Regions from separate parts of the Mus musculus genome. Here region 2 is linked to region 1. A link is a loop called in an ENCODE intact Hi-C map of the cell type or tissue named here. Cell type or tissue: gastrocnemius. All regions are shown on one strand. Each heading gives the region's core, and the rest is flanking DNA. Links, peaks and the distances in the headings are about the cores only.

Region 1 (7,816 bases), core at 2,480-4,979:
AAATCAGATGCTCTCTTCTGGGGCATCTGAAGACAGCTACGGTGTACTTACATATAACAAATAAATTAATTAATTAAAAAAAAAAAGAGCTGCCTTGGTCATGGCACTAGGACGGTTACTAAGACAGCATCTGAGACAGCAGAGTTCCAGTTTCTGGGGCCAGCTCAGCCCCTTACCCACAGTGTGACCTGACATATCCTTTCCTTCTGTAGGTCTGATCTTCCTGACCATTATAGATGGGCTTCAGGGCACTGTAGGCAAAATTCCCTGCATGTTTATATCTTGGGGTGGGGGGTATGCAAGGCTACCATTGTTTTACAGAGGAATTTATTATCCTAAGAGAAGTTTGGTGACCTCTGTGGTCCCTTGAGCTGGGTGCAGGGTAGAAGGAGGCTTCTAGGGTCCAAGAGTACCCAGCTGTAACCAGCCTCATATCAGAGATTCTCCTGCATCACTGTAGGGATTACTGGCATGAGCCATCCTACCCTGTGACATCTAACAGTTTTGTTGAGGTGTGAGTCTCGAACCATATAATTCACTCAGAGTACACAGTTCATGGTCTTTCAGTAGACACATGCTGCCATTGCCACTGCTACTTTTAAAACATTCTCACCATCCCAGCCACCTGAGCCCTAAGCAACCACTAATCTATCCTGTAGGTTTCCCTGCTCTGGAGCTCCCATGTAAAGGAACTCATATGCTATCCCTACGAATCATCCTTCCATTTAGCACACTGTTCATGTGATTCAGCCAGATCATGACATGTGCCAGTACCTAGCATAATCAGCAGCGATTGCTGACCTGCACAGGTTAGTTAGCCATTTACCGGTTGATGGGTGTTTGTGCTGTTTCTCCATGAATGAGCATTTGACTCCAGTTTCTGAGTGGATGGACCTATGTTTTCATTGGGGCAGGGCATAGACCTAGGAGTGGAATTGCTAGCTCACACTGTAACTGTGTGCTCAACCATTTGAGGAGTAATGAAGTACGAGTTATCACTTCTGTTTCTGAACCATTTTGTATACATTGATGTTTTGACTATATAGATATGTCAAATACACACACACACACACACACACACACACACACACACACACACACACACACATGAGGGTGTCACGATTCCTTACAGCAGGAGTTACAGACAGTTGTGAGCTGCCATGTGGTTGCTGGAAACTGAACCCATGTCCTAGGGGAGAGCAGCCAGTGTTCTTAACCGCTGAGCCATTTAGCAATGCTGAACCATTTTGAATATGAGTTGCAGACACACCCCTTTATCCCTAAGTTCTCCAGAGAAAACAGGAGTGAGACCAAGGACATGCCGTGCCATAATCAGAGGTCAGCGATCAACTTTGGAACATTCAACATGGATGCTTTGTTTGTTTGTTTGTTTGTTTGTTTGTTTGACAAGCTGTCATTTTAGTTGAGGCTGGTCTGGAATTCTACAGTCAAGACTGGTTAATACAATGTTACTACTCAGATATACTTATTATTATGTTTAAATGTTACCACATACACCCTCCTGTAATGTTGGACAGATCCCTTGCTGGTCCTGGTTTTTCTGGTTTTATGAGTGGACACTCAGGTCAAGCCACTGCTTGGTGACCAAGAATCCTTACTCCCTCTCTGCAGAGGTGTCCTCTCATGGGCCCAGGGGAGCACCTCTGCAGACAGTTTCTCACACCCCCCCCCCAGGATTTACTAGCAGTGCTTAATCAAAGAGCGACCACCCATGGGCTTTCACATCCTCAGGACAGCTTAAGTGACCTGAGCTAAGAGGCCCAGAGACTGAGAGGGCGACAGGTCCCAGGCAGACGGACCCAGCAGGCAAAGGATTTCCCCTGGGCCCAGAGAGGCCCCAGGATCATCCCAGACTGAGCAAACCTGGGAAAGGCTGCGGCTGGGGAGTGACATCAAATCCGGGAAGGCAGCAGGGCGGGGAGCAGGAAGCCTTCAGTTTCTGGAAAGGACCCTGATGCAAGACCCACTGAGCCCGCTGGGCCAGCCCACGGCCCGAGGCAGCTTCTCTGCCAGCTTCTCCTGAAGGACCAACTGGACTGTTGTTGCTCGAGGAGGCTGCAGCCAGAAGGTCTCCTAGGCTATAGGTGCTTCAAAAGGCCACACCAACTTTGCAAGAGGCAGCCACACTCTCCCTTAATTTTTATGCAGGAATGCCCTGGGGACACTACCCAGCCACCCAGGGGCCAGGCCTTCTGCCTGCAGTGACAATTGTCCCGTTGCTTCTCATCCCTTTCTTCAGAAAGTCTCTATGCCTCTGCCTTCTGTCTCTCTCTCTCTGGGAAGTGGTTACGTGGGACTTCTAGGTAGTAGCCCTGTTCCTAGCTGGCTTCTGGTGACTGCAGAGCTGAGCTAAGCCTAACTCAGTTTATAATCTGAGTGATAAGAAGGAGACAGAGGGTGGAGAGCCAGGAAGATGTACCTGAGACAGGAGGAGGTGAACTGGCATGAGTCTGCTAAGAGACTGAGACCATAGGAACTTCAGAGTCCATACTCCGAGACCTACAGACAGGTTTCTGTCTGTCCTCATGGGGTTTTGAAAATTGGGGAGTTCATGAGAAAAATCCAGATTTCTAGGCTAAATGTGGTGGCAGACACCTGTGTTCCCAGAACTCGGCATGAGGCAGAAAGGTTATGTAGTTTGGGCAAGTCCCAAGCCAGACTGCGCTACACAAGAAGACCTTATCTCTTAAGAATAAAAACATACACAAACAAACCAGATTTCTTATTCTTCTGGACAAATTAAAAAAAAATCTGGTGACAGCAAGCCCACGCTTCCCGTGTATCGGAAGCCAAGCTTTGAGGGCCCTATGGCTTTTTCTTGGTCCTCTTTATTTAAACTTTCTGCCAGTTCAGGGATACCTGTGACCTCCTTGATCCCCTCTAATGCCCTGGGGGGCGGGGGGGGGGTTGAAAGCTTCATCTCAGGAAAGAAACTCGGAGAGAGTGTGGCTTCCCACTTTGTATGAGGCCACAGCCAGGGAGAAGTAGACGAAACTGGACTCCCTGATTATCCAAGCTGTTTTCTTCCTCTGCTTTTCTTGTGTATGAGATCTGGTACTTCCTGTCCAGCTCAGTGGACTACAGATATATACACTGGGTGACAACTCCTTTGGGGACTTCTAGGCCACTGCAGAGTCCTGAGCCATGCTAAGCAGCTCTAAGAGGCTCTGGCGAAGCACTTTACCAAACCACAGTGCATTGTGGCTTAGGAGCCTACAGCAAATAATAAGACACAGAGGTCCTCCACAAGGGAGCACTGACCTCTGGCCTCTCTGAGAGGTGCTGTCCCTTCCTGGCTCCCTCCTGGCTCTGGAAGTGATTTGCTCCATATGGCCATAATAGAAGTGGGTGGATGATAGTCAGGCCTCCTTGGCCCACACCTCCCAGTTCATCTAGCCCAGTCAGACGTCCTTGAATGAAAGACCTGGTTAGATGTGCAGGCTACCCTAATGGCTTCTAGAAATGAATTGAAAAGCAGCAACTTCAGGTCAAAGGGGTCAGTGTGAGCTGAGGTAGCTACTACAAACAGCTCTTTACAGTTTGTTTATTTTAAAATATTAATTTAATAAAAAATGAGCAGGTTCTATTTATGCATTTAGGAACACACACACACACACACACACACACACACACACGTACAAATGTAGCAACCACTAATGAAAAAGAGACCGTGAGTTTGAAATAGAGTAAGAAAGGTTTTGGAGGGAGTAAGAGGTGTATTATAATCTCAAAAATACAAGAAAGGAGTTATATATTCCAGAAGAGGGCATCAGATTTCGTTACGGATGGTTGTGAGCCACCATGTGGTTGCTGGGATTTGAACTCAGGACCTTTGGAAGAGCAGTCGGCACTCTTAACAACTGAGCCATCTCGCCAGCCCTTTTATTTAATTTCTGTGGATGTTTTGCCTACATGCAGTGCTCGTGGAGGCCAGGAGAGGGCGGCAGATCCCCTGATTTGGAGTTAGAGATGGTAGTTGGTCCTCCTGTGGGTGCTGGAAATCGAACCCAGGTCCTCTAGAAGAGCAGCCAGTGCTCTTAGCCCCTAAGCTCCAACCTCTCTTTACAGTTTATAGAAACTCTTATCTTCATGTAGCCTGTGGTTCTCCAGCCTTGTGAGCCACACAGTTCACGGGTGCTCATACAGGGGAGGCACGGAATTGCACAATTGCCTCAAAACTTGAACAACTTTACTTCATCTTTTGTTGATTTTTGAGGCAGGGTTTCTGTAGTCCAGGCTTGGGCTGCCTTTGTGGCTGAGAATGATGTTAGACTTTTCATCCTCCTTCCTGTCTCTACTTCCAGGGTGTGAGGATCGCAGGTATGCACTATCACACCCTGTTGATGCAGCACTGGAGCTCAAACCCGGGACACTGCATGCTAGGCGAGCACTCTGCCAACTGAGCTACACCTCTGGTTCAACGTCACCTTTCCTTTGTTTTTATTTCCTCATTGATGAAAACAAATCAGAGGTGTGCTGGCTCACACCTAAAATCCCAGCACATGAGGAGCTGAAGCAGAGAATCACCTCAGCCTGGGCTACAAAGTCAGACTGTCTCAGAATAAATAAATAACCATAAAATAATAAGATAATATTCTTGCTTAAGCAAGATTGGTGAGTGCAGAACTCTTAGGATGTGTCGTGGGTGGAATACCTTAAATGTATGTCACGAGGACTAATGACACAACGTGCGGACGATCAGAGACCCTGGAGGAGAGTGGTAGGCGAGTATTAAGTGCTTCTCAGTTGAGTGAACTGTACACTTGTTCATAACGAAGTCTGAGGGGTACACACAGGAAGAGGGAAGCAGTGGGACTCCCTGCGGCTTTTGTAGCCTTTCCTGCACATTTTCTGCGTCTCATGCCAAGTTGCCCTTTATCCCAAGCCTTTGGACTTCTAGCGGCTGGAAGCAGAAAGTTATCTGTAGATGATGGAGTGCTGGGCCTGGGCTGTGTAATGACCAGCCTTCCGCTTGCTTGAAGTTTCCGCTGGGAGGCTGGAAGCCGCAGCATCCAGATGGCTAATTGCCTCGTGCCTGTTTCTGCAAATCACAGTGATTCACTGTCCCTGCCGAAAACACGCTCTCTTTTCAAAGATTTAATGGTTTCCAAAATTAATTTAGCCTCATCTGTTGTGCCTCTGCCCTCCTGCACTGTCCCCTCCCCCTAAGACCCCCTTTCCTTTCTCCCTGCCTTCCCCACAGGATGCAGCGCTCTATCCCATGAAGCTGTCACTCACACTCCAGGGCCCTTTTCAGGGTCACCTGAGCACAAACTGAGCTTGGAGCTGTTGGTGGGAGCCTAGGAGGGCAGGGCTCGTGCTATCGACTGTTCCCATAGTCTTCCGTGCTCAGCTACCCAGCCCTGCTCTGACCGACACCCCCAGATGTCGGGAGAGTTCTGAGCAGCTACCCATCCGCACTGATTTGTTTCTAAAATTCCCAAAAGTCATCAGAGGGTCAGAATGATGCTGATGGCAGCTCTCAGCCTGACCGGGTATAGACTCACCTAGAAGACAAACCTCTCCATTAACTGTGAACAGAGCCATCCGTGACTGCGGTCCAGAAGTGGACCCGGGCACTGCATTCATTCCTCTCTGCTTCCTGATAGCTGATGTAACAAGACCAGCACCTCAGGCTCCTGCTCCCATGATTTCCCTACCATGACAGACTGTACTTTAAACTGAGAGCCATAATAAACCCTTCCACCTGGCTTTCAGCAGGCCTTCCACCATAGTAACAAGACAGGGGACCGACATAGATACCATCTATTGATGCCTATTCGATACCTGGAGTTTTAGTTCCCCCTTCCATATATTCCCATAGAAGTGTAGTACACATTTAATTAAACAAACTCAATGCTTATGTTGTCTTCACTCTGCACATAACATGGCCACTACTGAACAGTGGTGCTCTTTAATTACATCCCCTCCAACTACTATCAACTACCTTGTCTCCTGAGCTAACTATCGGCTTTTCTTTTGCTTAACTCAGAAGTAGCTGTTGCGAATATTTCCCATGTGTATGCCTTAACTGTCGAGGACAGTTTTTCCTGAATGGCCCCTTGTATCATCTGGTAATCTATCACCACCCCGCCCCATGCACACCCACTACTGGAGGCCTCCTGGACCGACTGTCATCCTGATCCAAGTTGGATGGGCTCCTCTCTGCACCTGGGGCTCAGGTGTCATCACAGGACGCCGTGTAATCAGCAGCACCCTCCGGATTCCTCCTCAGACTTTTAGAGTGCCCTTGTTTCTTGTCTTGGCTTAGCCTTCCATTTCACTGAATCATATCTTTTACTATAGTCCTAAGAAAAGGTGCGTGGGAGGTAAAATCTTTTGAGTTCTTACATATCTGAAAATACCTTTCCCCACGCTTAGCCTTTATTTGGCCAAGTGTAAAATTCTGGGATAAAAGTACTTTTCACTCAGAATGCTGGGTCCCTACCACCTCTTTCTTCAGCACCATGTGCTTCTGTTGGAAGCTCTGATGCCACCTGCATTCTTACTCCTTCCCACAGGCCTTGGCTTTTTCTTTCTAGAAGCCATTCGCTCGCTCCACTACCTGGACATTCTGAATGTTGAGATATTGCTTGGCATTTTCCTCCATTCTGTGTGACACTTAGTGGGCGCATTTAATTTGAGATTTATTTCCTTCTCTTCTGGGAAACTTTATTTCATTATTGTTGGGTTTTTGTTTGTTTTGGGGTTTGTTTTGTTTGTTTCTTTGTTTTTTCGAGGCAGAGTTTCTCTGTGTAGTCCTGGCTGTCCTGGAACTCACTCTGTAGACCAGGCTGGCCTTGAACCCATAGAGATTCATCTACCTCTGCCACCACCTGGCTCATTATTATTGTTTTAAGATAGGGAGTCATTATATAGCCCAGGCTGCCCTTACTTGTGATCCTCCTGGCTCAGTTCTTCCTCAGTGGGCCAGAACTGGGATTCCTTGGGACTGAAGACATAGTTCAGCAATTAAGAACCTTTGCTGCTCTTGTAGAGAATTGGAGGTGTGCATCACCTGTACTGAGCAGCTCAGGACTACCCATAACTCCAGCTACAGGGGATCTGATGTCCTCTCTAGGGGAACTTGCACACACACACGCACACACACACACACACACACACACACACACACACACTGAGATCTTTAAAATGTGTAGAGGCTAGAAGTTAAGAAGGGGCTTAGAAGTTAAGAAGGCTTTCTGTTCTTAGAGAGGACCAAGTTCCCAGCACCTATGTCAGACATTTTATAAACAACCACCTATAACTCCAGTTTAGGGGGAACTGATGCCCTATTTGGCTTTTGCAACCTCTCTCCAGATGAAATGGTTTTTTTGGAGGTCCACTAACAAGAACTGTGCTTGCCTCCCTCAGTGACAAACTCCTTTTTGGGTCAAAATCCATGTAGCTGATCAGGAAGTGTTTGCCTTTGGTGGGAATGGGGACTATTGTCCATGTTCATCTTTGGACTGCTGTCGAGTTGGGCTGGTTATGATGAAGACGTGGCTTAGAGGGAAGACAGCAGAGAAACAGAGGGCTGGGGATGTACCTCGCTCAGTAAGTTGTTTTTCCAACCCGTCTAAGGTCCTGAGATTAGTCCTAACTAGCACTGATGCTAGCTAGGAATCAAGCATATGTTAACTAGCTGACTACCTATAATCCCAACACTAGGGAGTATGTGACTAGCTCAAGTTACATGAGATACTGTCTCGAAAGACAAAAATAAAACATCCCCACCTCTGCACCCCTTCCTATAAACAAACAAATGAATAAACAAACACCATCGGAGATGTAG
Region 2 (7,816 bases), core at 2,035-4,534, 600 kb after region 1:
TAGAGACCTTCATGGGAAAACCAAGCAGAGGACAAGGGGGGTGGGGAGCCTGGGAAGGAGCCTGGGCTTTGTGAGAATGTGGTCCTGTCTACCCAGGGTGACTGCTAGTGAGGTCTAACAACAGGCAATTAAGATCTGGAAACATGCGACTTTGGGATGGGGTGGGACCCTGAATGCAGGTGGGTTCTCTAGGTCAGTCCAGGATTTCAAATGTTCAGGTTCAGTGAGGGCGGCTCAGCATTCCCATCCCATGAGGTAGGGGTACTGCAAGGAATAAATGACATCATCCTTAGGAGAGTTTTCAGACACTGAAAACTGACCTGTGGATGGTGTAGCTTAAATATCACCTCTCCTCTTTTCCAGAGAAGCCATTGCTGTTCAAGGCTAGGCCTTACTTTTGCCTCCAGGGTGTTCTTAGGCCAAGCAGGAGACAGAAGGTCTAGTCAGCAGGGGTTAGGGAACTGTAAAGGCTGGGTGTCGTGATAGCTCAGCCCAGGCTATATGTCTGTCTCTTAACTGGCTGAGTTCATTAATTCATCGTAGTGCCAAGGATAACAGCCTTCTCTTTCCCCATAGTCCACCATCTGCATCACTGCTCAACCTACCTGCTGGCTCAGCTCTTCTCAGGCTCTCGTGTCCCTCCACCCTGCCCCATTCTTGGTTCATGAGTTGCCAGAGCCAGGGGAACTATGGATGGTCCTGGTCAGGGCTGAGGGGCTCATTATAGACTGACCAGAGCTCCTCACAGCTTAACAGATAGTGGCTTAGCATAACCCACAGAGTAGAGGTCATGTCATAGGGAAAGGTCATAGAGCAAAGGTCATAGAGCAGAGATCATGGGGGAAAGATCATAGCGCAGGATAGAGACAGAGTTTAGGCCTCTCACAACACGGCTCCAGGGAAGTAGGTCCAGCCCACTTCCTTCCCTCATCTCAGCACGATATAAAGTACACTTGGACATAACGAGGGGAGCTTCTTCTCTTTGTATGTTCCTCTAGGGACCCTCCTGGGTTCAGACTGTCTCACAGATAGTCTTCCAATCTTTGCTTCTTTCTCTAAAAAAACAAGCTAGGGCAGAGATTATTAACAGTTTAAGAGCAGAGGGCAAGAAGTCACTTTGCCTCAGAACCCAGGGGCAGACATGTCAAGGAGGAAAACCGCTGGCTCTCCTGAGGCTACAGGGATAGGGGTGGAAATTGCCAAACTTTTCTTGACTTTACCCTTGCATACCATGGAGGCCAGAGGATGGAACCAAAGGAGCATAAAATAGGCCAGTACACCATCTCAACACAGAGGCTCTCCAGAGTCTGGCAGAAGCAGTGAAGGGTCAGAGAAGGCTGTCCCAAGAGGAGGCCCCAGTCTAGGAAAGCAAGTATGTGAAGTTTTTCAAGAGGAAACCAGAACTTCCCCCAGGGTTGAGCCTTGAGGCCACCACACCCGTCACCTCACCCAGACTTGAGGTGATGAAGTAGGCCTTTCTAATAGCCAAATGGATCCTGAAGCAGAAGAGGGAGCAGCAGCCAGAGAAAGAGGCTGAGGCCAAGAGCAGGTCTCTTGATAAGGTGTCTCTGGGAGACACAACCCAACACTCAGTGCTCTCCAAGCTCCCAGCCTACCCTCTAGCTGCCTCTGGTGCACCTGACTCTGCTGCCACCACAGAGAACCTGAGGAAGAAGCTGCAGCAGGTGGAGGAGCTGGAGCAGAGCATCCAGGCTGGCGAGGTTAGCCAGTCCATCAGAGAGCAGCTGGAGAAGCTGGCCCAGCAAGGGGCTCTGCAGGAGGAGCCGGAGGACTAGGAGCCAGTCCTGTGAGGCTTCAAGGGTACGGGAGTAGATGGCAGAACAAACAATGGGGTGCTCTGGGGGGTCTAGGGAGTGTGGGAAGGGCACCCCCAAACTGGCCCACTTCCATCCCCTGTAGCCTGACTCCATCCTCCAGAGCCTACTCTCCCCTTCATCCCTTCCTCTTTTTTCTCAGCTCCTATTTTTGGACCCCCCCCCCCCAGTCCCTTGGATTCCCAGTGTTGACTAAATGATGACTAGTTACCTCTACCACTGCTTTAGATGTTTTGTTGAGAAGAGAACGAGGTGGAAATCTGTTAGAGATCTGAGGCTGAGGTACAGGGAGTACCTTAAGTCTTGGAGTCTTGGTTCCTATTCACAGTGTTACTTCCCTGGCCATCCTGAATCCCCCACTCTTTGGTTTTTTTTTTTTTAAAGTAAGAATAAATTCAAGTAGACACAACAAAAGATTTAAGAGGCCTATGCCATCCCTCAGTCTGATAACTCCGCTGTCCTGCGTAGAAATCCAGACTCTGTTGTATCCACCTTAGCACAGATGTCTCTGGTGCCACCAATGCTGTCTTCACACCTCCTGTTTAACATGTTGCCACTGTGACACTAGGTTGGGATGCAGTCCTGTGGGCTGAGGGCAGAGGGACATTGGTTTTCAAGGTTGAAAGCCAATCTAACCACTGGGAAATTTAAGACCTCCTCATCCCTGGGACCTTCCTCCTGATTATTCCAGAAAGTGGAAGAGACACTGACCACAGCAGCCAGACCCACAGATGGACCTTGTCCTCTGCTGAGGTTAAGGTCAAGAGCATGAGCATATACCCTACACCCTGTCAAAAAGACTCACAGGCAAATGAGACCAAGCAGCTTCAGAGTGTCCTTAAAGGCTGCCCCTTCACTGAAGGACTTTGGTGGGTCAGAGGAAGCTATGGGGGAGGGGGGGGAAAGCACAGTCACCCTGACAAGTACCTGTCACTGTCTGAACTGTCTGGGAGTGGGGTTGGAACAGGAGAGGTCAGTTATGGAAAAGACTCAATATGGAGATACAAGAAACCAGCATCCCTGAGATAGAGCCAGCACATAGTTGAAAATTTGCTCCACTCAGTAAGGAGCAAAAGCCATACGGCCATTTGCTAAGGCCTTTCTCCAAGCTATATGGGAAGTTATGATGCCATCAAGGACGCAGATGTCAACAGTCAGAACAGGGCTGAGCCACGGGCGCCCATGAGTCCGTTTAACGGCAATTTTTACTTTAGTATATCACGGTAAAATGTACCTAATATGACATGTCCCTCTCTTATTTTATGAAACAATATAAGTATCGGATTAAGAAATCAAATTGTGAATCAGATGTAGAGGCTCACCCACGTAACCCTAGTACTCAGGAGACAAATGCAGGAGAGAGTTTGAGGCTAGCCTGGAACAGTGAGAGCCTGTCACAAATTAATAAAAAGTATATATCATATTTTGGAACCTTGGGAATATGACTTGGGTGAGTGGTAGCATATTTCTTTGTTGTTGTTGTTGTGTTTTATTATGATAAAATGTACTGTTTGACCATCTGTAAGAACAGAGTTCACTGGTCCTAAGTAGAGTCCCTCTCTGTGCCAGCGAGCACAACTCTTCCATGTTATAAAACTGGAGCTCGCTAGCAAGAAAACGACCTCTCTGGCCGCTCCCTGTTATCAAGGCATAGGCTACAGATAATACCTCGGGTGAATCTTAAGAGTAAAACCCAATGAGTTTTGACAGATGCAAACCCCAAGTTACCATTGCTGCAAGCAGGACAAAGCATGCTTCCTCCCACAACAAAACCTCCTTTCTACTCTTGACAGTTTCCAGCTCTCACCCCGAGGCAGCCAGTGTTCTGATTGCTATCGGGGTAGCTTAGTCTCGCCTGCTTTAGAGCTTCACACAGCAAGCAGTCTCTTGTGCTGACCTCGTCCAGCAGAAACACTTGAGATGTGCATGTTGCCTCCGTTTGGCTGTCTGTTCACCTTGATGGCTGAGTAATACTCTTGTCTTGTGACGAGGTCTCGACGGCTTTGTTTACCTATCCCTTGAGTTATGTTCTGTTTTGTTTTGATTTTTTTTTCTCTTATGAATACAATTGCTTTGAATCTTTTGGGTATGTTTTTATGGTAAAAATGTGTTTTGATTTCTTTGGGGGAAATACTTTAGAGAGGAACGGGTGACTCATGGTGTAGGTAGATGTGTAACTTTGAAAGAAACTGCTAGTTTTCTAAACTGGTCTTCACTCTATACCCCCAGCAAGGATATATGGGTAATAGTTGTTGTAGGTACTCACCGACATTTGGGATCGCTGAACTTAAGTTTAGCCATGTTAGCAATGACACTCCACATTTGCTTCACACCTTGTTGGTGAACACGGAGATGCTGAACAACGTTCATTTGCTCACCTGCAATTTGTAATCTTCATTTATGACATGCTTCTTAAAGTCTCTCCTTTAATTTTATATATATATATATTTTTTTTCTAAAGACTCTCCTTTAATTTTATATATATATATATTTTTTTTTAAACCAGGATGTCAGTGTTATATATAGCCTAAGCTGTCTTCAAATTCACAATCCTCCTGTCTCACCTTCCCTGGTGCTGCTTTGCAGGTATGTGTGGCCATACCTGGCTATTTGCCTCTCCTTTGTGCGCTTTCCTAGTTTAGATCTTTGAATTATTAATCAGTTAGCATTACTATATGCTGGACGTGAGAATTTTAACAGACATGCGTTTTGTGGTTCCTTTTTCAGACTGGTTTGCCTGCTTATCTGTGTCTTTTATTTTGAGAAAGGGGTCCTTCTATATCGTTCAGACTGGCCTGGGACTCACTGTTTAGCCCAGGTGAGCCTCAAATTCATGATGTTCCTGCCTCAGCCTCCGAAGTGCCACCTCACCAAGCTCAACAAGACTTTTTGATTTAAAACACACACACACACACACACACACACACACACACACACACACACACACACATTCTTTTACTCTAATGAAAATATTTCTATGAAACCCATACCTTGTACAAGAATGAAAGTATGTCAGCTTAAATATGACTTGGGATGGGGAGAGCTGGGTCCTGAGTGAGCTTAGACAGGAGGAGAATGAATTTGAGGCCAGTCTGGACCAGAGAGTAAGGCCTAGTTTGAACAGTAAAGCTGGAGATAAGCAGAAATGTTCATAGCATCCAACTTAGCAGTGGGTTTTCTGGTGTTTGTGTGTGTGTGTGTGTGTGTGTGTGTGTGTGTGTGTGTGTGAACATGTCTGTGTGAATGTCTCTGTGTGTGCATGGAGGTCAGAGGTCAACATTGGATCTCTTTCTTAATCACTTTTCATATTATTCTTTGAGACAAGGTCTCTCAAGGAACCTGAAGCCCTTGGATTTAGCCAGACAGGGTGGCTCGGGGATCCTCTTGCCTCTGCCTCTCCAGCAGAGTAATTACCAGCCTCTGTCCCCATGCCTGCCCTGAGTACTCCAGACTCCAACCCTCATTCTTGTGCGGCAAGTATTTTATTGCGTCATCTCTCGTACCTCCTCCCAACCTCAGCCTTTATTATTTTTTATTTCTTTTTTACTAATTTGGATTCTTCAGGGCCTATTTAAGAAACTTTTGACTTCTTTGAGGACTGGTAATAGACATTTGTAATCCTAGCTACTGCAAAGACTGAGGCAGGAGAATTGCATGCTCCAGTTCTTCCTGAAGGATAGCGTGCGGTCCAGGCTAACCTAGGTAACAGTGAGATCCTGCCTCGAGATGAGGAGTCAGCAGCCCTGACTCTGTGTAGAACACTTGTGCAGCATCCATGAGGCCCTGGTTTCAATGTTTCTTTTTTATTTCTACAAAGATTGAGAAGACTTCAAGCTTTAGAGTTTTGCATCCATCTCAAAACAATGTTTGGATATGAGGTGAGGTAATAGCTTTAAATATCCAGTTGCTCTAGCAGCCTTTAATTAAAAAGGACTTTCCTTTGCTCACAGAAGCACACTGGTGCCTGTGCTGATGAGCAGTGGTGTGCATGCTCCAGGGTCCACCTCTAGCCTCCACTCTGTTCCCGCCATTCTCGTGTCTGGTCTTCTGTCAAGAGCATATGTCGTGTGACCCCTACAGCTTTCCCAAAGGCCTTAAATCAGGAAGCCAGAGCTCCCAGTCAGATAGTGTTTTTGTGAACCCGGGACTCTTTCCCCTCAGTATCTACTTGGTGCTTGCTCTGCTATTTGCTCAGGGCTGGTGCTCAACAAAGAAAGGTTGTCTTGGATTTGATTTTCAGAACCTCAGTTCTTAAGGCAGCTAGGGCACAAATTTGGACGAGAGCATGATGAAGTGTAGCTTTCTTGTCCTCCAGACAGGAACTCTTCTGGGACTGGAGAGAATTCTCCTATGCTGTGTGGAGATAAGGGAACTGGGAAGGATTGGAGGCAGAACAGCTGTCTGTGCCTACATTGTGGGAGAGTTCAAGAGATGGGAGACCCAGGGGTTGGCACGGAGCAGCCTCCAAGGCCCACATCCACCTGGATAGCCCCGAAGCAGCAGAATGATTGATCTAAGCTCAACCCAGAGAATGCCACGTTCTGAAGGCTCATTGGGCAGAAACAGTGGCCATTCCAGCAGAAATTTACATGGACAGGTCACCCCAGTGAACCCCTGAAAAATCATGTTTTACACAAAGAAAGATGAGGGATCCTGACTCTACCAATGGAGTTGTTTGTTTGTTTAACTTTTCTAGCATCAGGAGTCTTCACTGGGTTACAGGGGAAAGAATTTTACCTCTTATACACTGAGTAGATTACTCACGGTTTCTTCCCACCCTGTAGGACATCCCTAGTAAACCCCGCCTGACACTGAAGAATGTGAGCTGGGGACAGTCTGTCCCCTCTGATTGCACTGGAGCTAATGACATGACACTAGGGGAGCCCTGGAGAGTTGAATCCTCGTTCTCTTTGCTGTCCTAGCCCATGCCTGAGATATCAAAGTGCCATCAATCAGTTCATTTTGAAAGAGGGGATCTCACTATGTGGCTCAAGCCAACTTCAAATCAATAATCCTCTCTCCTCAGCCTCCCAAGTGCCAGGATCGCAGGTGTGTGCCCCATACCCAAATCAAAATGCATTCTTCTGAATTCTAACCCCTCTATCCTGAGAGGTTTCGTTCCATTCTCGTTTAGATCAACTGGAAGGAAATCCTAAAGGGTCCAAGCAGCAGTCCTCAAGGTCTGTGAGGAGCAATGTTTGGAGCAGTGGCTGTTTGGGGAGGGTAAAAGAGAGAACTCAGAGGTGGGGCTGCCTCCTGCTTCACGGTCCTGGTGTTATTTTCCATACCATTTGTGCCCTGGCTACACCCATGTTAGGTATGGGGAAACTGGTACTTCAGCCCTATTTACCAAGTGCCAGGAGAGTCTAGCTTGCGTGTTGTTTTGCCTCTATTAGTATGCTCAGCTTGCACTGTAACTCCAAGAATGTTAAAGAGACATTTCAAAATGCATTGAATTAATACATTCCTTTGCAGTGATCCTATGTCCGCTAAATGTTCCAAAATGCGACACATGGAAAACGGAAAACAGACCTAAAGTGTGTGTTTGACTGACACTGTGAATTAGGGCATCCCTCAAAGTATAAACACACCCCCCCTCACTGAATACATATCCCTGCAAGGGTAATCCCTGGGGTAGGGGCCCTTCTAAAGAAGCTGAGGCTAGACCACCAGTTTCAGGACTGCTGCTATACCTCACTGTGCTGGGGCAGAGCTGGGTAATTTGGTCAGAAGAAGTCAGGTAGTTCTCCAAGGGGTTAGTCCTCTGAGCCTACTTGCCTAGAAAGACATTAGGGTTGTTACCTGTTGCTGAGAAAGGCTAGCATCACTCAGGGGCTAGGAAGAGAGAGCAATGGATGAGGGCTTGTATGTAATTCATTGCTAAATAAAGGCTAGCCTCCTCCTGCCATGCCACACATACACATATACACACGTACACACACAACTGCGCGCACACACACATATACACACATGTATACACA

The links. Peaks named below come from ENCODE experiments on the same cell type or tissue, not always from the same donor. Only the 100,000 strongest peaks of a DNase experiment are listed, where the experiment ranks them.
Region 2: a loop joins it to region 1, with 2.9 times the contacts of the local background. A loop is called at or near these places in 21 of 42 quality-filtered maps.

What each region holds. Positions count from the first base shown.
Region 1 is chr5:31,584,910-31,592,725 of GRCm38, forward strand. No RefSeq gene overlaps it. Among named protein-coding and RNA genes, the nearest start is that of Gm38424, 8.1 kb to the right of the region's middle. In gastrocnemius, for the core only: a CTCF peak has its summit at 3,956 (motif pointing right); a DNase peak (open chromatin) is centred at 4,930.
Region 2 is chr5:32,184,274-32,192,089 of GRCm38, forward strand. Gm36732 (predicted gene, 36732) reads right to left here and starts at 761. Exons shown (of 2, transcript NR_168688.1): 1 at 606-761. It also overlaps the pseudogene Gm9555. In gastrocnemius, for the core only: no CTCF peak of the experiment used is centred there; no DNase peak of the experiment used is centred there.